Regions from separate parts of the Homo sapiens genome. Here region 1 is linked to region 2. The links are chromatin loops, found by intact Hi-C in ENCODE. Cell type or tissue: IMR-90. All regions are shown on one strand. Links, peaks and the distances in the headings refer to the core of each region. The heading gives the core; the rest is flanking DNA. Region 1 overlaps LINC02456 (long intergenic non-protein coding RNA 2456). Region 2 overlaps LINC02456 (long intergenic non-protein coding RNA 2456).

Region 1 (13,293 bases), core at 1,024-9,023, 240 kb before region 2:
AATTTTAGAACCTTTCAATCACCACAAAAAGATAACCCATGTACTTTAGCTATCTTCTGCCTGTCCACCAGTTTCCATATCCCTAAGCAGCTACTAATCTACTTTCTGTCTCTATAGATTTTCCAGTTTTAGACAATTCATATAGATGGAATCATATATAACACGAGGCCCTTGTGATCAGCTTATTTCACTTAGTGTAATGTTTTCAAAGTTCATCCACATTGTAGCATTTATCAGTACTTTATTCCTGTTTTTGGTTTTGAGACAGAGTCTGGCTCTGTTTCCCAGGCTAGAGTGCAGTGGCACGATTTCAGCTCACTGCAGCCTCCACCTCCTGGGCTCAAGCCATCCTCCTACCTCAGCCTCCTGAGTAACTGGGACTATAGGCGTGCACCACTCCATCCAGCTAATTGTTTTTGTAGAAATGGGGTTTCCCCATGTTGCCCAGGATGATCTGCAACTCCTTGGCCTTCCGAAGTGCTGAGATTATTTCCTTTTATAGATGAATATTATCCCACTATATAGACACAACACATTTTTATGTATCCATTAATTAGCTGATGGAAAAGTTTTTATGTAGACATATGATTTCATTCCTCTTGGGTATATATCGATAAGTAGAACTACTGGGTCATATGGTAACCCTAAGTTTAACTGTTTGAAGAACTTTCAGATTGTTTTCCAAAGGCTACATCATTTTGCATCCCTACCAGCAGTATATGAGCATTCCGATTCCTCCATATCTTCTCCAACATTGTTATTATATGACTTTTTGATTCTAGGCATCCTACTGGGTATAAAGTGATATCTCATTAAGGTTTTGATATGCATTCCCATTATAATGGTTATGACCTGAATTATCTTCCCCAAACTTCCTGGGTTCATATGTTGAATCCCTTATCTCCTGTATTTCAGAATGTGACTGTGTTTGGAGATAGGGCCTTTTAAATAGGTAATTAAGTTAAAATGAGGCTGTTAGGGTGAGCCCTAGCCCAATCTGACTGATATCCTTATAAGAAGAGAAGATTAGGACAAATAGAGAGACACCAGGGATCTATGTGCACAAAAGAAAGACCATGTGAAGACAGAGCAAGAAGACAAACATATGCAAGCCAAAGAGAAGGGCCTCAGAAGAAAGAAAACCTGCTGACACCTTGATCTTGTTCTTCTAGATTCCAGAACTGTGAAAAAATTTTTTTCTGCCACCTGCTCTATGGTATTTTGTTATGGCAGCCCCAGGAAACTCATGACTAATGATGTCAAGCATTTTTTTCTTGTGTTTATTGGCCATTTGTATATTTTCTGTGGATAAATGTTTTCTGAGATTGCTCATTTTAAAATTGTCTTCTTATTGTTGAATTGTTGAGTTGTAAGAGTTCTTATATATTCTGCATACTATGCCCTTAGCAGACATATGATTTGCAAATATTTCCTCTAATTCTGTGGGTTTTCTTTTACCTTGTTGATAGTTCCTTTGATGCACAAAAGTTTTTAATTTTAATTAAAGCCAACTTATCTAATTTTTCATTTCTTGCTCATGCTTTTGGTGTCATATCCATTTCAAAATCCAAGGCATGAAGATATTTCCTTTATATTTTCTTCTGAGAGTTTTATAGTTTTAGCTGTTACGTGTATATTCTTAATCCATCTTGGATTAATTATTACCTATGGTGTGAGGTAAGGGCCCATTTTTTTTTTTTTTTTTGGCATGTGGCTATGTAGTTGTTTTAGCAATGATTTGTTGAAAGAGCTATTCTTTCACTATTGAATTGTCTTGACACCTTTGTAAAAAATAAGTTGACTAAAGACACATGGTTTTATTCTGGACTCCCAGTTCTTTTTATTTATTTTATTTTATCCACAGGGTGTATATGTGCTTGTTTGTTACATCGGTATATTGTGTACTGGTGGGGACTGGGCTTCTAGTTTACCCATTACCCAAATGGTGAACACTGTACCTGATAGATAGTTTTTTATCCCTTGCTCCCCTCCACAACCTCCTCTCATTTGGAGTCTCTAGTGTCTATTATTTCCATCTTTAGGTCCATGTGTATCCATTGTTTAGCTCCCTATTGTAAGTGAGAACATGTGGTATTTGATTTTCTGTTTCTGAGTTAGTTCACTTAGTATAATGGCCTCCAGCTCCATCCATGTTGCTGCAAAGGACATAATTTCATTCTTTATGGCTACGTAGTATCCCATCGTGTATGTATGCCACATTTTCTTTATCTGGTCAACTGTTGATGGACACTTAGGTTGCTTCCATGACTTGGCTATTGTGAATAATGCTGCAATGAACATACAAATACGGATGCCTTTTTGATATGATTGTTTCCTTTTCTTTGGGTGGATAGCCAGTAGTGGGATTGCTGGGTCCAGTGGTAGTTCTATTTTTAGTTATTTGAGAAATCTCCATACTGTTTTCCATGGAGGTTGAACTAGTTCAAATTCTCACCAATAATGTACAAATGTTCCCTTTTCTCCACATCCATGCCATTTATTGTTTTTTCACCTTTTAATAGTAGCCATTCTGACTGGTATAAGATGATATTCTGATTTTAATTTGCAATTCTCTGATGATTGCTGATGTTAAGCACTTTTTCATGTGTTTGTTGGCTGCTTGTATTTTTTCTTTTGAGAAATGTCTATTCATATTCTTCTCCCAAGTTTTAATGGGGTTGTTATTTTCTTGTTGAGTTATTTATATTCCTTATAGATTCTGGATATTAGTCCTTTGTCAGAGGCATAATTTGCAAATATTTTCTCTCATTTGGTGGGTGGTCTGTTTACTCTGTTGATTATTTCTTTTGCTTTTTAGTTTAATTAAGTCCAATTTGTCTATTTTCATTCCTGTTACATTTGCCTTTGGGATCTTCATCATAAAATTATTTGCCTATGCCAATGTCCAGAATAGTTTTTTCTATGTTTTCTTCTAGGATTTTTATAGTTTCAGGTCTTACATTTAAATCTTTAATCCATCTTGGGTTAATTGTTGTATATGGTGAGAGATAGAGGTCCAGTTTCATTCTTCTGCATATGGCTAGCCAATTTTCCCAGCACTATTTATTGAATAGGGTGTCCTTTCACCATTGTTTATCTTTGTTGACTTTGTCAAAAATCAGTTGATTGTTAGTTTGTGGCTTTATATCCAGGTTTTCTATTCCGTTCCATTGATATTTGTGCCATTTTTGTACTAGTATCATGCTGTTTTAGTCAATGTAGCCTTGTATTATAATTTGAAGTCAGGCAATGTGATGCCTCCAGATTTGTTCATTTTGCTTAGGATTTCTTTGGCTATTCAGGCTCTTTTTTGATTCCATGTGAACTTTAGAATTTTTTTCTAATTCTGTGGAATATGACATTGGTAATTTGATAGGAGTTGAATGTGTAGATTAATTTAAGCAGTATGGTAATTTTAACAATACTGATTCTTCCAATCCATGAGTGTGGGATGTTTCCCCATTTGTGTTATCTATGATTTATTTCAACAGTATTTTGTAGTTTTCCTTGTAGAGATCTTTCACCTTCTTGATTAAATTAATTGCTAGGTATTTTGTGTGTGTGTGTGTGGCTATTGCCAATGAGATTGAGTTCTTGATTTGGCGCTCAGCTTAAATGTTATTGGTGTATAGAAATGCTGTCGATTTATGTATGTTTATTTTGTATATTGAAATTTGTTTATCAAGTCTAGGGGTTTTTGGAGGAGTCTTTAGGGTTTTCTAGGTATATGGTCATGTGATCAGTGGGCAGAGATAATTTGACTTCCTCTTTTCCAATTTGGATGCTTTTTTTCTTTTACCTGATTGCTCTGAGTAGTGCTCCTAGTACTATGTGCAATAGGAATGCTGAGATTGGATATGCTTGTCTTGTTCCAGTTCTTAAAGGTAATGCAATCAACTTTTTTCCATTTAGTATAATGTTGACTGTGGGTTTGTTGTAGGTGGGTCTTATATTTTTAGGTACTTTTTTATTTTTATTTTTATTTTTTTTAGAGGAATAAAATAGTGGCTACTCCATAGGCAGAGCAGCCAGGTATGGTCTTTTGATGCCTAGTTTGTTGAGGGTTTTTATTATGAAGGGACTTTGGATTTTATTGAATGCCTTTTTTCATGTATTGAGATAATCATATGGTTTTTCTTTTTAGTTTTGTATGTGTGATGAATCACCCTTTTCAATTTGCAGATGTTAAACCGTACTTGCATCCCAGAAATAAAACCCACTTGATCATAATTAATTATTTTTCTGATGTGCTGTTGGATTCAGTTTGCTGGTTTTTTCTTGAGAATTTTTGCCTCTATACTCATCAGAGATATTAGTCTGTAGTTTGCTTTTCTGTGTGCGTGTACTGGCCTGATTTTGGTGTCATGATGATACTGGTTTCATTGAATGAGTCACAGAGGAATCCCTCCTCCTTGAGTTTTTGGAATATTTTCAGTAAGATTGGTAGCAGCTCTTCTCTGTGTATCTGGTGAAATTTGGCTATGAATCTCTCCGGTCCTGGGCTTTTATTTGTTGAAAGATTTTTTTATTACTCACTCAATTTCATTACTTATTATTGGTCTGTTCAGGATCTCTATTTATTCCTGGTTCAATCTTGGAGGGTTGTAGGTTTCCAGGAATTTATCAATTTCCTCTAGGTTTTCTAGTTTGTGTGCATAGAGGTGTTTATAGTAGTCTCTGAGGATCTTTTGTATTTCTGTGGCATCATTTTTAATGTCCCTTTTCTCATTTCTGATTATAATTATTTGAATCTCTCTTTCTTGGTTAATCTAGCTAGCAATCTATCAATTTTGTTTATCCTTTTAAAAAACTAACTTTTTGTCGCATTGATTCATTATGTCTTTAAAAATAATCTCAATCTCATTTAGTTCTGCTTTGATCTTTGTTATTTCTTTTCTGCTACTAGTTTTGGGTTTGGATTATTATTATTTTTCTAGTTCCTTGAGGTTCAATGTTAGGTTGTTAATTTGAGATTTTTCTATCTTTTTTTATAAGGGCATTTAATGCTACAGAATTTCCTCTTAGCACTGCTTTTGCTGTATACTAGAGATTTTAGTATGTTGTGTCTCTATTTTTATTTGTTTCAAGAAGTCTTTCAATTTCTGCCTTAATTTATTATTTACCCAAAGGTCATTTGGGAGCAAGTAGTTTTGCTTTCATGTACTTGTGTAGTTTTGAGAGTTCCTCTTGGTATTGATTTATAATTTTATTCTACTGTGATCTGAGAAGATACTTGTTATTATTTTGATTTTCTGAGTTTATTGATACTTGCTTTATGGGCAAATATATAGTCAATTTTGGAATATATTCCATGTGGAGGTGAGAAGAATGTATATTCTGTTAGATAAAATGTTCTGTGAATCTCTATTAGATTCATTTGGTCTACATCCCAGTTGAAGTCCAGAGTTTCTTTGTTGATTTTCTGCCTTGATGATCTGTCTAGTGATGTCAGTGGGGTGCTGAAGTCCCCCACTCTTATTATATTGCTATCAATATGTTTTCTTAGGTCTAGTAGTATTTATTTTATGAATCTGGGTGCTCCAGTGTTGGGTGCAGATATATTTAGGATAGTTAAATCTTCCTGTTGTATTGACTTCTTTATCATTTTATAATGACCTTTTTTGCCCCCTTTTTTTTTTAACTGTTGTTGGTTTAAAGTCTGTTTTATTTGATTGAGGATGACTACTCTCTCTTGCTTTTGTTTTCCATTTGCGTGATATATCTTTTTCAACCCATTTACTTTGATTCTATAGCTGTCTTTAGCCAGTATGTATGTCTCTTGTAGGCAGTACATGTTTGGGTTTTCCTTTTTTATACAGTTTGCCACTCTGTATCTTTTAAGTGGAGCATTTAGGCCACATACATTCAAGGTTAATATTGATATGTGAGGTTTTGTTTCTATCATGTTGTTGTTAGCTGATTGCCTTGGGATTTCAATTGTGTAATTGCTTTATAAGGTCTGTGAGCTTTTTACTTATGTGATCTTTTATGATGGTGAATGTTGTTGTTTAATTTCCATGTTTAGAACTCCTTTGAGGTTGGGCAGTGGCTCATGCCTGTCATTCCAGCACTTTGGGAAGCTAAGTGGGAGGATTGCTTGAGGCCAAGAGTTTTAGACCAGCCTGGTCAACATAGTGAGACACCATCTCTACTAAAACAACAACAACAAAAACAAAACTCCTTCGAGCATTTCTTGGAGGACCAGTCTAGTGTTGATGAATTCCCTATTTCTCCTTGATTTATGAAGCTTAATCTGACAGGATATAAAATTATTGGGTGGCATTTTTTTTTCTTTAAAGATGCTAAAAATAGACCCCCAATCTCTTCTGGATTGTAAGTTTTCTGCTGAGAAGACAGCTACTAGTCCGATATGATTATATATATATAAATGCAATTAGACACTTCTCTCTTGCCATTCAGGATTATTTTGTTTACATTGACTTTGGATAGTCTTGGTGAAGTTCTTGCAATGTATTATCCAGAAATTCTCTGAGCTTCTTGTATCTGGATGTCAAAATCTCTCCTAAAACCAGGGAAGTTTTCTTGAAGTATTTCTGCAAATAGGTTTTTCACACTTTTTGCTTTTTCTTCTTCTCCCTCTGGAATACCTATAACTTACAGGTTTGTACACTTTTATATTTCACAAAGGCTTTGTTCATTAAAAAAAATTTTTTAAATATTATGTCTGACTGAGTTAATTTGAAAGACCTGTCTTCCAGCTCTGAAATTCTTTCTTCCACTTGGCCTATTGTTAACACTTTCAATGTATTTTGTAACTCCTTGACTGAATCTTTTATTTCTAGAAGTTTTGTGTGTGTGTATTTTTTTAAATGACATTTATCTCTTCTTTCATGTCCTAAATTGCTTTTCTATTTGTATGGGTTTTCTGCTTTTTCTTGGATCTCACTGAGCTTCTTTAAAATCAGTATTTTGAATTATTTATCTGATATTTCAAAGACTTCATTTTGGTTAGGATTTGTTCTGAGGAGTTAGTATTCCCCTTTGGGGGTGTTGTTACATTCTGTTTTTTCCATACTTTCAGAGTTGTTTCCCTGGTTGTTTCTTATCTGGATAAGCTGTCTCTCCTTCTTATTTTTTAATTTTGCTTCCCTTTGGACAGGATTATTTTGCCCCCTTGAGGAGGTGTCTGTACTGTATGATGTGGTGTAGTGTCCTTTGGGTTTGGTTCTGGGTATTTTCAGTGGCAAAGAGTCTGTATAAATTCTTTGGTAATAGCCTTTGTATGGTGACTTTCTCAAATGCTGGTTGTTGTAGTGATGTGCTAAGCATGTGAGCAGCCTCACTCACTGCCTCCTGTGGGCTCAGGGTGATGGAAGTCTCAGGAAGCTTATTTCATTCTCCAGTACTCTGCACTTGAGTCAGCAGATTTCCTGTTGTGTTGCACCATTCAACTTCCAGGCCAGTAGGTGGTGCTTATGTCTGTTTTTATCTCCTACACCCTTGTGGTTCTTATGCTTAGTGTTCTACCCATGAGTGAAAATTGGGTATTGAAGTACCCAATTATTGATGAATTGTCTATTTCTCTCTTCATTTAAATCAATTTATGCTTCATATGTATTGGTGCTCTGTTGTTAGGTGCATATATATTTTTGATTGATGTATCTTTCTGGTTAATTGACCTTTTAAAAAACATCTTCTTTTATCTATAGTAATATCTTTTGTTTTAAGGTATATTTTGTCAGGTAATTGTATAACCATTCCAACTTTCTTGTGGTTGCTGTTTGCATGATATTTCTCTTTCATCTTTTTACTTTAAGTCTATTTGTATTTTGAATCTAAAGTGTGTTTCCCATAGATAGCATGTATTGACTCTTGTTTTTTGATCTAGTCTGAGAATCTCTGCCTTTTGACTGGATTATTTAGTCCATTCACCTTTAATGCTATTATTGATATAGTTGGAATTATGTTTGCCATTTTTGTTTTTTATATATCTCATGTTTCTCTTGTTCCTCTGTTTCTGCTTTACTGCTTTCTTTTGCATGAAGTGAATATTTTATAATGTAGCATTTTAATTTTTTAAATTATTTTTTCACTATATTTTTGAGTTATTAGTGGTTACTCTAGGGTTTTTCTATATACACTGTGACTTATAATAATCAGTTTGAGATTTATACTAAATTAATTCTAGTGAGATACAGAAATGTTACTTCTATATACCTTTGTTCCCTTCCCCCCATTTTTGTGATACTATTCTTATTCATATTACATCTATTACATCTAATATCTGAATATTACAAACCCAACAATGCATTGTTGTAATGATAAATTTACACGCTTTTATGTTTTTTAAGGATATTGAGGAGAGCAAATACAGACACACACAAACACACACACACATTTATAGCTTTTGTTGTGTTAGCCTTTTAATTTATCATTTCTGGTTCTCTTCATTTGTTCCTGTGCATACAAGTTGCCATCTGAAGTCATTTCCTTAATCCAATACAGCTTTGCCCCCACCCACCTCTTTTGTTCTATTATTGACCAATATTACATTTTTATGTTATAGGCTCAACATCACATTATATACTTCTTTATACAATTACTTTTAAAATCTTTTAGAAGAAGAAAGGAAAAGAAATGCCTTGACTTTTACAATTAGATAATTACCTTTCCTGGTTCTTTTTGCTTTTTTCATATATATATTCCAATTACTCTCAGGGTTCACTTGTTTGTAGCATGAATTTCTTTTAGTACTTCTTATAAGGTAGGTCTGCTAGCAACACATTCCCTCTGTTTTTATTAGGACATGTCATTATTTTACCTTATTTTGGTGGATATAGAATTCTTGGTTAATAATTGCTTTTTTTGGTTCATTCTGAATATGTTGTCCTTCTGGCCTCAATTAATTCTGCTGAGACATCAGCTGTTAATCTTCCTGGAGTTTCAGTCTAAGTGATGAGTCATTTTTATCTTGATGTAGTCAAAATTTTCTTATTGTCTTTAGCTTTAGCTTTTTCACTTTTAGGTGTCTTTTGATGTGACATTGTAATCATACTTTTTAAATCATGGCCCATTTTATTTGAAAATATTATTTGAAATTATTTATAATCTCTACTTTGAAAACTTTTTCTGTTCAATCTGACATCTGATGTCTGTTAAATCTGACATCTGGTAAGTCTTCCAGGCAGTTTCTGTTGTCTACAATTTTTTTTCAGTGTATTGCTTATTCTTTCCTGCTTCTTTATATGTCTCATAATTTTTTGTTGAAAAATTTTAGGTAGTATATTGTAATAATACTGGGTACTGGTCTTCTGGGGCTTGTTGTTATTTGCTTATTTACTTGTTTGTTGATTGACTAGATTATTTTGGTGTAATTTATTTCTTCCTCTGAAGCATAAAGTCTATAAAGTTGTTTCTCAGGGGATGCAGTTTGATATGCTCACAGTCAGCTGGCAACACAGTGGATTTGGGAGAGCTCTCTTTTGTCTTTTTCTCTGGTCATACCCAGGTATTATGCTCCACTACTTACTTGCTGGCTGATGGCTCTGTTGCTTTCAACAATGCCCTGGAATATAGATTGTTTTACAAACTGACCCAAAAATTTGGGCTCTTCTTAAAAAATTGTTCCTGAGGTCAGTTTTTGAGATTTGTTTTGACCCTAAGAGGGTTCCTCCCAGATGTCTTGCTTTCTATTTCTCTATAGCAAATCATCCAGCTTACAACTTAGGCTATATCTCTAACAAATCTATCAATTTTTTCCCAATTGCTTTTCACAAACTTTCACTGTTTTTGAGAGTGACTTTAGGCTTGAAATTGTCCATGGTTTGTTGGAAATGAAGTCAATTTCTTTGGGGAGAGATTTTAAGTATTCTGTTATACAGCGTGCTTCTCTACGTTTGGGCAAAATCTCTGAGCCACAGCTCTGGTCCTGGAACAGGGACAATGACAGACTTCCCTCTAAATGATATACCCACTTTAAGTGCTAGTAACTTTTGGTGTGTGTGTGAAGTGGTCCCAGTTCAACTCGGCTTGACTCTGCTAGTATGGCACTGATATGGTTTGGCTGTGTCCCCACCCAAATCTCACCTTGAATTGTAATAATCCCCACCTGTCAAGGACAGAGCCACGTGGAGATTGAATCATGGGGGCAGTTTACCCCATTCTGTTCTTGTGGTAGTGAATACATCTCATGAAATCTGATGGCTTTATAAATGGGAGTTCCCCTGCACAAGCTCTCTCTTAGCTGCTGCCATGTAAGATGTGACCTTGCTCCTCATTCACTTTCCTTCATGATTGTGAGGCAGCCTTGTGGGACTGTGAGTCCGTTAAACCTCTTTGCTTTACAAATTACCCAGTCTTGAGTATGTCTTTATTAGCAGTGTGGAACAGATTAATACAGGCATCTGTTAAAGCAGACTAAATATGGCCTGAGAAGGACTCTGTATTTCTATATTTGAGTCCTTGTAGATGAACTGTAACCTAGCTTAATAGCCAGACAAAATTGAAAACCTAACTTAATAGTATGCACCGTAACAATAGTTGAGTGTTGGCCATTCCAGTGGTCATACTTCAACCACTCATAGACTGCTGAGTGTTCAAACAAGGCAAACGCAGAGCTGTGACCAACCTCACTGTTTCTGTACTTCACTTTTGATTCCCATACATCACTTTAACTTTTTGTCTATAAATTTGTTCTGACCACAAGGCACCCCTGGAGTCTCTGTGTATCTGCTGTGATTCTGGGGATGCCCAATTCGTGAATCGTTCATTGCTCAATTAAACTCCTTTAAATTTAACTCAGCTGAAGTTTTTCTTTTATCAGATAATGTCAGAAGCAGGATCCAAAGTGGAGCTTCTAGTGACCCCCAGGAGTGCTGAGTAAACACGCAAGGTACCTGCAGGACCCACTTGTGTCCATTGATCTCTCAGAGCAGCTGGGCATCGTGGGTAAGTTCCCTCTTGGATTTTGGAGCTCCACGGATTTGTGTTTTGAGCTCTCTGAGTTTCTTTGGGCAAATTTCTGATCCAAACTGGGTTTGGAGTTGTGACAGAAACTGGACTGGGTCCAGGAACAGATTTGATCCGGGAATTAACTGGCTTGGATCCAGTTAGAGGCCTCTTACATCTGACTGGGTCAGAAAGGAACTGGTAGTAAGCAGTAATATTTCAGGGGTTATAGAGTTTGGCTTTTGAAAATTCACAAGGATTTTTGTGCTCTACCCTTTTGTTCATTTTTCTTGCCTGCATCGGTAGGAAAAAAAATCATTGGATAAGTTAATCAAGAGAGCCTGAGAGTAAAGCCAATATTTTAGGTAAAAATGGAATCCTTAATTTCTGGAAAACTGAGTTCCTTCTGGCTTATACTTTAGGCCTGGGAGGCAGTGAAGTCTTACAGAAATGGCAAAATCTTACTAAAGGTAACTTACAGTGGAACGTTCCGAATGAACAACAATGCACTGAAGTACATTTACAAATGAGGGCTCTTGGTAAAGTCCCTTTTGGCTAAGAACAGGGTTGGCACTACGGGATGTCAACTGCTGTTTTCTTTGGAATAATCTGCCTTGCACTCTTTGCTGACAACTATGGGTGACAGAATTAGGATCGTGGGACACGGAGAGCTTTTTCCTCCCCCAAAAGGGAAAACTTGAAAGCTGATGGGACTGCTGGAAAAAAAATCCTTTTACAACAGCAGCTGCAGCCGCCTGAACTTCTCAGTATCACTGCAATGGGTTGGTTTTTCTCTGGTCTTCCTGAGCATTTTGCCTTCCCCACCCTGCCATAGGCAAACCTTTTCTCTCTCTCCTTTCTGTTTTTCATCTTTTCTGTTACTCAGGGCAACCATCATGCCCAGAGACCATGTGTTGAAACTCCTAGTCAGAGGTTGGATTAAAGATGATGGGGCCCAGCTGAGGGCAAATTTAAGCCTTGTCAGTTTGATATTGGGTGCTAAGCAGAGTGGCTAATGTCTGTTTATCACATGTGTTTTACTCTGGCCAGAATGAAAAAAGATAATTTTCCTTTATGATGCAGCTTGTCCCCCAATGGGATGGTGTGGCAAGCTGGGTTACCGGGGCCACTTAGGGAAAGGAAACACAGAAACCTGGCATGCAGGCCAAAGGGTAAGAATTTCTTACCAGTCAGATTTCTGGCTTCTCCCTCTCTGTGCAGACAGTTGATTAAATGGTAAAAATTGCTGTTTAAGCCAGGCACGGTGGCTCACACCTGTAATCCTAGCACTTTGGGAGGTTGAGGTGGGCGGATCACTTGAGGTCAGGAGTTCAAGACCAGCCTGGCCAACATGGCAAAACCCCATCTTTACTAAAAATACAAAAAATTAGCTGGGTGTGGTGGCAGGTGCCTGTAATCCCACCTACTCGGGAGGCTGAGGCAGGAGAATCACTTGAACCCAGGAGGCGGAGGTTGCAGTGAGCCAAGATCACGCCATTGCACTCCAGCCTGGGCAACAAGAGTGAAATTCCATCTCAAAAAAAAAAAAAAAGAAAGAAAAAGAAAAAAGTCACTGTTTATCTCTTCTGTAAAGTTTTGATTAATGCAAAAAAGAATTCCGAGGCTAGTCTTAAACTGATATATTTGTGCTATGAATTTGTTTTTCTGTGTCAAGGGGTGCCTTAAGATAAAACATGGGCTTAGGACCCCATAAGCTCGCTGCTCAAGATGGCCCAGCAGGCTGGTCAATAACAAACTTTCCTGCAGGTCCCTGAAACAAACAAATGAAAAACTGGATGGGGTCTCCATCTTGTTTCATGTCCTTGGGAGCTTGACCTTGTAACCACGTGGCAGTACTTTCTCTTGGTCTCCACCTTCCAGGGAACACGAATTTTAGGTTTTATGTCATAGTTAGCTCTAAAAATTATCTTAAGTAGTTAAAAGCCTCTACAAGCTCAAAATTAACTACTCTAGACTCCTTCTGGGAAGAACAGTGGAACTTTCCCTGTGGTATAGCTTGGTACATAAGGTTTTGGCCTTTCACACTAGAAGTCCAGGTTCAATTCCCTGCTTAGAAAGCAAGCCTTTTCTGGTTTAATATCTACATAACCTTGTCTAGTCTCTTCTCCACCATGGACTATCCTAAGTTTTCCTTTCGCTGAGCACCTGGGAGGTTACCTTTGGTAAAGTTCAAAACCAGAAATATTGGCCAAACTGGGTAATAAGAAATTTTAAAAGGATATTATTAAAGGGTGCTATGGTTAAAAGTCAGCTTAATTAAAAGCAGATATTCAAGCTCTAAGAGCCTGGATTCCTTGGGAAAAACAGGAGGCACCAGAAACCCATTTCCTGGCCCTGTTCTTCCTAGGGCTCCACCCTAAAGCC
Region 2 (8,000 bases), core at 1-8,000:
CTTGGAGGGCACTCCAGGCACTAAGCCTTCCAGCGTTTGAGGCTGGAGAGCCCCGTCATCAGCCACCTGTGGAGGCGCAGGCCTTCCCTCCAGGTGCTGCCTCGCCACTACAAAAGCGGGCTGTGTGATGAGACTTGTTAAGCGCAGCTTTGCGTGCTCTCTGTTCTGTTCACACTGTCTTGCAAAGTAGGTAATATCCTCACTTTCGCTTCCCCAGTGAGGAAACTGGGATTCAGAGAAGTCAAAGTCACCAGCAAGGAAGTGGCCGAGTCTGAACTTGAACTCCCTGGTGGTGCCGCCAGTGCACTTTCCTCCTCCTGAGATGTGGGTTGATTCTGCAGCACCCACAGGTAGGATGCGGGAGGTGAGGGCAGCGTGATGAAGGGAGGGCGCCTTGAACTGGTTCTAATGCCTGCTTTTAGGTAATCCCTTTCTCATCTGGAAAACAAAGGGCTTGGGGGCCCCTTTAAAAAGTCTCTGCTACTCTGATCCCTTTTATTTATTTATTTTCCTTGATTACTTTCTCTCCAGTGTAAAGCCATTTCTGTTTTGTGTTTCCTTAGCAGATTTCAATTCTCCAAGGGCATTTGGCTCCCTCCCAGCACTAGGCCTAGGCAGGGCTGCCCTTTATGACAAGGTGAACAAATGTAATAGAGCTGAAGGACCCAGGATGACAGTGTAGGATCTTTTCCCAGGCTCTTGCCTTTGCCTGGCATATCAGTACTTAACTGACGATGCACCAAGCACCAAACTTCCATGTAACCTTCAAAGCCCAGTGCCGTTCTTACCATCACTAAGAAGCTTTCCTTACCATAACCCTGTGTGCTAGCCACACCTAAGTAAAATTCATATGGCTGCTACTGTAATTCATACCTGCTTTCGTAGCTGGGATGTTTCTGGCTTAGTCCTTGTTTACACGTCGGTCTTTTCTACAGGCATGTGGGTTTCCTGAATGCAGGAGACTATGTCTTTATCACTTTTGGTTTAATAGTGCCTATTACCTGTTATACAACAGAAACTCTACCAAGATTTGTGGGTGTAAGGAAGGAAGGAAGGAAAGAACAAAGAAAGCAATCCAATCTATTTGGCTCTTTTCTGTAGTTACAAATTTATAGGAAATCTGCAAAGTGTATGAGTCAGTCCACAGAGCTTCTCCACTGTGTGATTGGGTTTTGCTTGGGTCATCAATCTGCCATTTCCTGACTCTTCCATCACACACACACACACACACACACACACACACACACACACACACACACAGAGCCACAGCATCATCTTTGAGCAATGCAATAAATTTTATGAGGCTTTATTTCCCTTCTCTTTAAAACCTAGAGAAATAGAACAAAGTTCCCTTTTTCTTTCACAAAACTCATGGGTAACATATCAATTATTCAAGTCCATTTATATGTCTATAACCACCTCTTCTCTCTTTGTTTCCTCTGGAAATCTTTACTTTTCATGCACACACACACACACACACACACACACACACAGAGATATGTATGTGTATAACATCACGCAGTAATACATTTTTCAAAGCTACTTTTTTTCAACTTTTGGATTCGGAGAGGACATGTGCAGGTTGGTTACATGGGTATATTGTGTGAGGCTGAGGTTTGGGGTACAGAGGATCCCATCACCCAGATAGTAAGCATAGTACCCAACAGGTAGCTTTTGAATCCATGCTCTTCTCCCCCTCTAGTAACCTCAGCGTCCATTGTTCTCATCTTTACGTCCATGTATACTCAATGTTTAGCTCCCATTTATAAGTGAGAATGCCTGGTATTTGGTTTTCTGTTCTTCTGTTAATTCACTTAGGATAATTCACTCCAGCTGCAATCCATGTTGCTGCAATGGATATGATTTTGTGCTTTTTAATGGTTGCATAGTATTCCATGGTGTATATGTACCACATTTTCTTTATCCAATCCACCATTGATGAGCACCTACATTGATCCCATGTTTTTGCTTTTGTGAATAGTGCTGTGATTAACATACAAGTGCATGTGTCTTTTTGGTAGAATGATTTATTTTCCTTTGTGTATATACCCAGTAATAGAATTGCTGGGTCGAATGCACTTTTGAAACCTATTCTCTGTTATTTGTTTTTCTAAAAATAGAAGCTGTGTCAAAATTACAAAAGAAATAAAATTCATAGAGTTAGAAAGTGTTAGCTGTAGGCATAAGTGGTCCTTCCTATAGGTCAGGTCTACACACTTAGACTCCTCAAATGTTTATAGCAATTCTCATGTTGGCATTTGAATCCGTCTCCCCAGAACTAAGTAAAGAACATTTCTTAGTCCAAAATCACACAGATTCAACAGTTATTTGACAAATATATATTGAACATCTATTATGTTCTGGGCATTGCTTTTAAGTTCTACTGCTGTGATAAGACAGACATGATCACTGGCTGCATGAAATTTTCATTATGTAGAGGGAGAAAAGAGCAAGAAAAATAAGCAAAGAAACAAATATATACAATAATTAGAAAAGGTAGTCTGGGTGCAGTGGCTCACACCTATAATTCCAGCACTTTAGAAAGCTGAGGTGGAAGGATCGCCTGAGCCCAAGAGTTCAAGACCAGCCTGGGCAACATAGTGAGACTCCATCTTAAATTTTTTTTTTAAAGCTGGGCATAGTGGCGTGCTCCTGTAGTTCCAGCTACTCAGGAGGCTGAGGTGGGAGGATCGCTTGAGTTTGGGAGTTTGGGAGGTCGAAACTGCAGTGAGCTGTGGTTGAACAGACCACAGCCTGGACAACAGAGTCCATGGAGACCCTGTCTCAAAAAAAAAAAAAATGTGGTCCTGTTAAGGAAATAACTTGGGAGGCAAGACAGAAAATCACTGATGTGGGTGATCTATCTCAGTTAAAGTAGACACAGAAGGCTGCTCTGATTTGAGACAAGAGGATGAAAAACAAAAAGAAGAGGGTTTAACATGGTAGGAACAGCAGGTGCCTAGGGTCTGGGGTATAAAAGGGTTTGATGTGTTTTACAACCTGGCGGAATGCCAGTAAGGCTGTAACCAAATGAGTAAACCTGAGGAGGTATAAAGTGAGGTGGGAGAAGGATAGAGGGGCCAGATCACGACCTTGTGGGCCTTGTGGGCCAGGTCACAGTGTTCAGGAAACGACTGAATTTCATTCAAACTTCAGTGAAAAGCCACTGAGGATTCTAAGCCAAGGGGTGACATGGCCCACTTTATATGTTAAGAAAGTCTGTTACAAGTGGCCCATAGAGGGGTGATCATTGAAGGAGAAGACTGTCTAAGGGTGGCATTTGTCTAGGTGAGAGGTGGTGGCCTGGACTAGAATAGTGGCTTGCAGAGAAGAAGAGAATCAGATGCATTTGGATATATTTGGGAGGCAAAAAGGACAGGACTTGCTTATGGTTCAGATGAAGCAAGAATAAAAAATGCTGCCTGGGTTTCTGGCTCCTGTGGACTGTGAGGACATTCGCTGCAAAGGCACCATGCTGGGGGATGAATTAAGAGGTCAGGTGCAGATTCCGGGAGTCATCTCTTCTGCAGCTTTCTAAACACCTCTGCTCCCTGCAATCAGAGCTGGTGCACCAAAGTCAACAGGTATGTCCAGCGTTTGGAAAATCCCAATGTTAATGTTGATTGTGATTTCTCAGTTGGTCTTTAGGGCATGACACATGGTAGAGGCAAGAAAAAACATAAAAATAGTCTAGCACTGAGTCCTTGAGCAACTACTATGTGCCTTGTGTGGTACTAAGTACTAAGGTGGAGAAGAAGGTTCAACAATTCTATTAATGAAGGCAATGCCAGGTGTCTATGGAGCTTTGTCTGGGGGTGGAGACTACTTTCTGCCAGCAAGTGACTGAGGACTCCACAGAGATAGTGACATCTAAATTGAGGCTTAAAATTTGGGTAGAGGTTTTCCAAGTAAAAGCAGAGGGAACTCAATTTTCAGCAGCAGCAGCAGCAGGGGCAGAATATAGCAAGTTAGGGATGTGTGCAAGGATTTATCATGTTTATGGAGGGAGAGTTGTAGGTCAATATGGCTAGAGGGTAGAATGTGGTGGGGAGGGGACATGTGTGAGGATGGCACAGCCTGTGTGACCTGCTAACGGATCAAATCTGTACCTTTTGTGAGATGGGAATCAATAAAGGCTTTTAAGCAGGGAATATGCCACAGTCAGGTTTGCATATTAGAAACACAGCTCTGGCTGGGGATGGAGAATGGATTGGAGGGGGAAGTCAGGATAGAAGTTAGGGGGTCTAGTTAGGAGGCTAAAACAATAATTCAGAGGAAAGTTAACAAGAACCTAGAAACACTAATGATAATAATTATAGCTCACAGCTCCATGGTGCATCCTCTGTTCTGAATGTATTATATACATTGATAATTCAGTCCTCACAACACTCCTACAAGGTCAGTTCTATTTACTACTTATTTACAGATTAGAAAATTGTGCTGTAGAGAAGTAAAATAATTTGCCAAGGTCACACTCCACTTAGGAAGTGGTAGAGCAGGGATTTGATCTCAGACAGTCTGATTCACAGCTAAGTTATGAAGAGTGGCCCAAGAGAGGAGATGATGATAAGCGGCAGGGAGAACTGACAGTATTTGTTGACTCAATATAGAGGTAGGTGGGTGATGGTAAAGGAGAGAGAGGAATCCGAGAGACCCTGAAGGCTGTGATTTGGGTGCTGGGGTAGGTGGGGCTAGAGACAGCATCATTTCATCTTTTGTGCTGCGTACAGAGCAGCAACTTGATAGAGCCTGCCCTGCCACTTGTGTGGCATTAAGAGAACCCGTGTCATCCTGTTTTTCAGTTTGATCTGTGCACATGGGGGTTTCCTAGCCAGGGTTGGCATGCATATGAGTAATGTGAAGACTTCGCTGGAATGTCACAGGGATTACGATCCTGCCCTTCTGACCTCCCAGGGATACTGTGAGCAACAAATGAGATAATGAGAGGCAGCCCGGCAGAGTGGGAAGCCAGAGGCTTGAGCTCAAGTGCACTTCCTGTTTCTGAACCCTTGTGGGAAGTCAGCTAATGACACGGAGCCTCAGTTTCCCCACTGGTGAAATAAAAGTCATTCTTCTCCTGATGACCACAGGGGGCTGCTGTGAAAGGAGTTCAGGATGTCACTGGGTGGATGCACTTTGTAAATGATTGGATACTTCACAAGCAAGCACGGGAGTGGTTACTGTGCTGATAACTACATGCCAGTGGAAAAATGAGCTGTACTGGGAGTGTATGACATCTAGGCAAATCATTTTCATTGATAAACATGTCTATAGTTATCAAACAAAAGCGATATATTGACCCATATTTTCAAATAATGCTCTGAAATCAGTGAACTTTCAAAAAAAAGTTATTTTTTATTGATATATAATAGATATACATATTTTCAGGGTACATATGATAATTTAATATGTTCATATAATTTGTAAAGATCAAATCAGTGTAATTGGGCGATCCATCACCTTAAATATTTATCTTTTCTTTATGCTACAAACATTAAAATTATTCTCTTCCAGCTATTTTGAAATATACAATAGATTATCATAAACTATAGTCACCCTACTGACTTATGAAACATCAGGTCTTATTTCTTCTAATTTCTTAAAACATCATTGAACTTTTAAGCCTTGAAAAGAGATAGGATGTATTAAATGTCTTTAATGTAGTAAATACATAAAGTGTCCTTAATCTATTAAATCTCTTTGTGGCATCCCCAGCCAGGAATCCATTCATTTCACAAGTATTTTTTAACCATTGGTGGGGACACAGAAATGAGTAATTCAGAAACACCCCCAATTAATGAGGTTGCATTTTAGTGAGAGAAGCGAGGCAAGAAATGAACAAATAATCAAATACATAAGGTATCTAATTTCAGATTGTGTTAAGTACTATGAAGGAAATAGGATGATGAGAAAAGAGCAGCAGCTACTTTACATGGGTGGTCAGAGCAAGAAGCTGGAAGCTACGAAGAAAAGCTATGCTCAGGAAGAAAACATTCTGGGCATAGAGATGACTCGTGCCAAGACCCTTAGCTAGGAACAAATGTGCCCTATTCAAGAAACAAGAAGGCCAGTGTCTCTGTAGTGCTGTAAGTGAGAGGAGCAGTGATAATAAATGAGTCTGAAGGTGGCAGGGGCCAGATCATTTAGGATGTGGTAGAGTTTGATTTATTCTAGGTGCAATAGGAAAGCCATTGGAGGGTTTGAAGCAGGACAACGTCATTTGAGTGAAGGTTCTCAAAACTCCCTTCTGCTACTGGGTGAAGACAGGACAGAGATGGGGCAACAGTGAGCAGGGCAGGACCACTTATGAGATGGTCAGCTGGGACAAAGGGGATAAGGGTGGAGAGAAGTTTGAAATATGTCTGGGGATAGAGCCAAAAGGACTTGCTGATGGATTAGATGTAGGTAATGAGTGAGGGGCTGAGAATGGCTCCTGGATTTTGACGACATAAAAGGAAACTCTTGGATCAACTGTGCACTCCAGATTCTCATAGGTTAGTGCTCTCTTATGAGACTGAAATCAACGGGGACCTTGTATTTGTCCACACTCACGATAGTTCTGTCATGAAAGGAAGCAAGATCTGCTCAGACCAACAGTTTTTAAAACATTACGAGCTAGAGATGGACAAAAGAAATAAGAAAAGTTAAGGAGTAGAAGTAGGAAGAATGTTCTTGTTTCTTTCCCACTTGTCTTTTCATCGAGACTACTTAATGCTCTAATAATTCCTCTTCCTATTAAAACCAGAAGTTTAAAGAAAGCCCTAGAACATTGATTCTTACATCCATTTAAATACAGGCTGTTACTTCTCTTACCATGCCTTTTCTGAGGTTATCCAGCTATGCTGGGCCATGGAGGAATCATGAATGGAAGGAGGGTGAAGAGCCACTTATGGAGATGGGAGAGAAGCCAGGATTTACACTAAAGAAGGTGGCTTATGCCTGTAATCCCAGCACTTTGGGAGGCCGAGGTGGGCGGATCACAAGGTCAGGAGATCGAGACCATCCTGGCTAACACAGTGAAACCCCGTCTCTACCAAAAATACAAAAAATTAGCCGGGCGTGGTGGCGGGCACCTGTAGTACCAGCTACTTGGGAGGCTGAGGCAGGAGAATGGCGTGAACCTGGGAGGCAGAGCTTGCAGTGAGCTGAGATCACGCCACTGCACTCCAGCCTGGGTGACAGAGCAAGACTCCGTCTCAAAAAAAAAAAAAAAAAAAAAAAGACTTGTCTTCATAGGCCCCTCTTCCAATCTCATCTCTTGGGTTTGGAGTCCCCTCTATATCCACCATGCATAACTGAATTGAAAGGAAGAAGTATGCCTAGAAGAAAAGCTTCTATAAGAAGATCCCAGCGTTTCATCTCGGCAGTCTGCAGCTCTGCCTCAAGTTAACCCTGAAACAAGAAATCAGGCTTAGGGGAGCATTTATTTCAAGGTTTCATAATCTCATGTTTGACAGCAGCTGGTGGTACAAAGTGTGGAGTCTACTGGATGGATCCGATTATATACCAGATGGTTCTGTTTTCAAATTTACTCCAAATGTTCAGATGCTTTTTCACTAAATTCATATTTCCCATCTGATATTACCCCCTGGGGCTGAACTTTAATATGGGTTGTAGTTTGTAAGGTTTTTGTTATTCTTTTTGATCTTCCAATAGAAAGAGAATTCCTAAACACCACCATGCATTCACAGGGGCTGAACAATGTCTATACATGAATGAATGCAGCAGGATTGTTCTCTGAGGCAGGTCTTGCCTCCATCATACCTCCTGCCAGAAGTGGACTCAGATATGCCCTATTTGGAGAAGCCTCGAAACCCAGCTCCAATGACCTTGAGATCTGAACAACGTGTTCCTTCCCCTAGGCAGCATATGTTAGCACATAAAAATTCTTAGTAGCAAATTAAAACTTCTTTAGCGGAGAATAAAGGCACTAAGTAACTGTGTTACTGGCCTATTATGTGTCTCTAATTGTGTCACCTCGCTCCTCAGTAGGGTTTTCC

What was found. Hi-C counts contacts between places; a loop is a spot of excess contacts. Peaks named below come from ENCODE experiments on the same cell type or tissue, not always from the same donor. Only the 100,000 strongest peaks of a DNase experiment are listed, where the experiment ranks them.
Region 1: it touches region 2 in a loop (2.5-fold over the local background); 2 of 110 quality-filtered maps call a loop at or near these places.

What each region holds. Positions count from the first base shown.
Region 1 is chr12:102,293,849-102,307,141 of GRCh38, forward strand. It overlaps LINC02456 (long intergenic non-protein coding RNA 2456), which reads left to right. Exons shown (of 13, transcript XR_007063427.1): 4 at 10,784-10,908. Among named protein-coding and RNA genes, the nearest start is that of LINC02456, 21 kb to the left of the region's middle. In IMR-90, for the core only: a CTCF peak has its summit at 7,434 (motif pointing right); DNase peaks (open chromatin) are centred at 4,393 and 7,403.
Region 2 is chr12:102,535,187-102,543,186 of GRCh38, forward strand. The region is part of intron 11 of LINC02456 (long intergenic non-protein coding RNA 2456); the gene reads left to right. Among named protein-coding and RNA genes, the nearest start is that of IGF1, 59 kb to the left of the region's middle. RefSeq lists an enhancer at 4,270-5,469. In IMR-90, for the core only: no CTCF peak of the experiment used is centred there; DNase peaks (open chromatin) are centred at 1,185, 4,565 and 4,875; H3K27ac peaks cover 502 bases.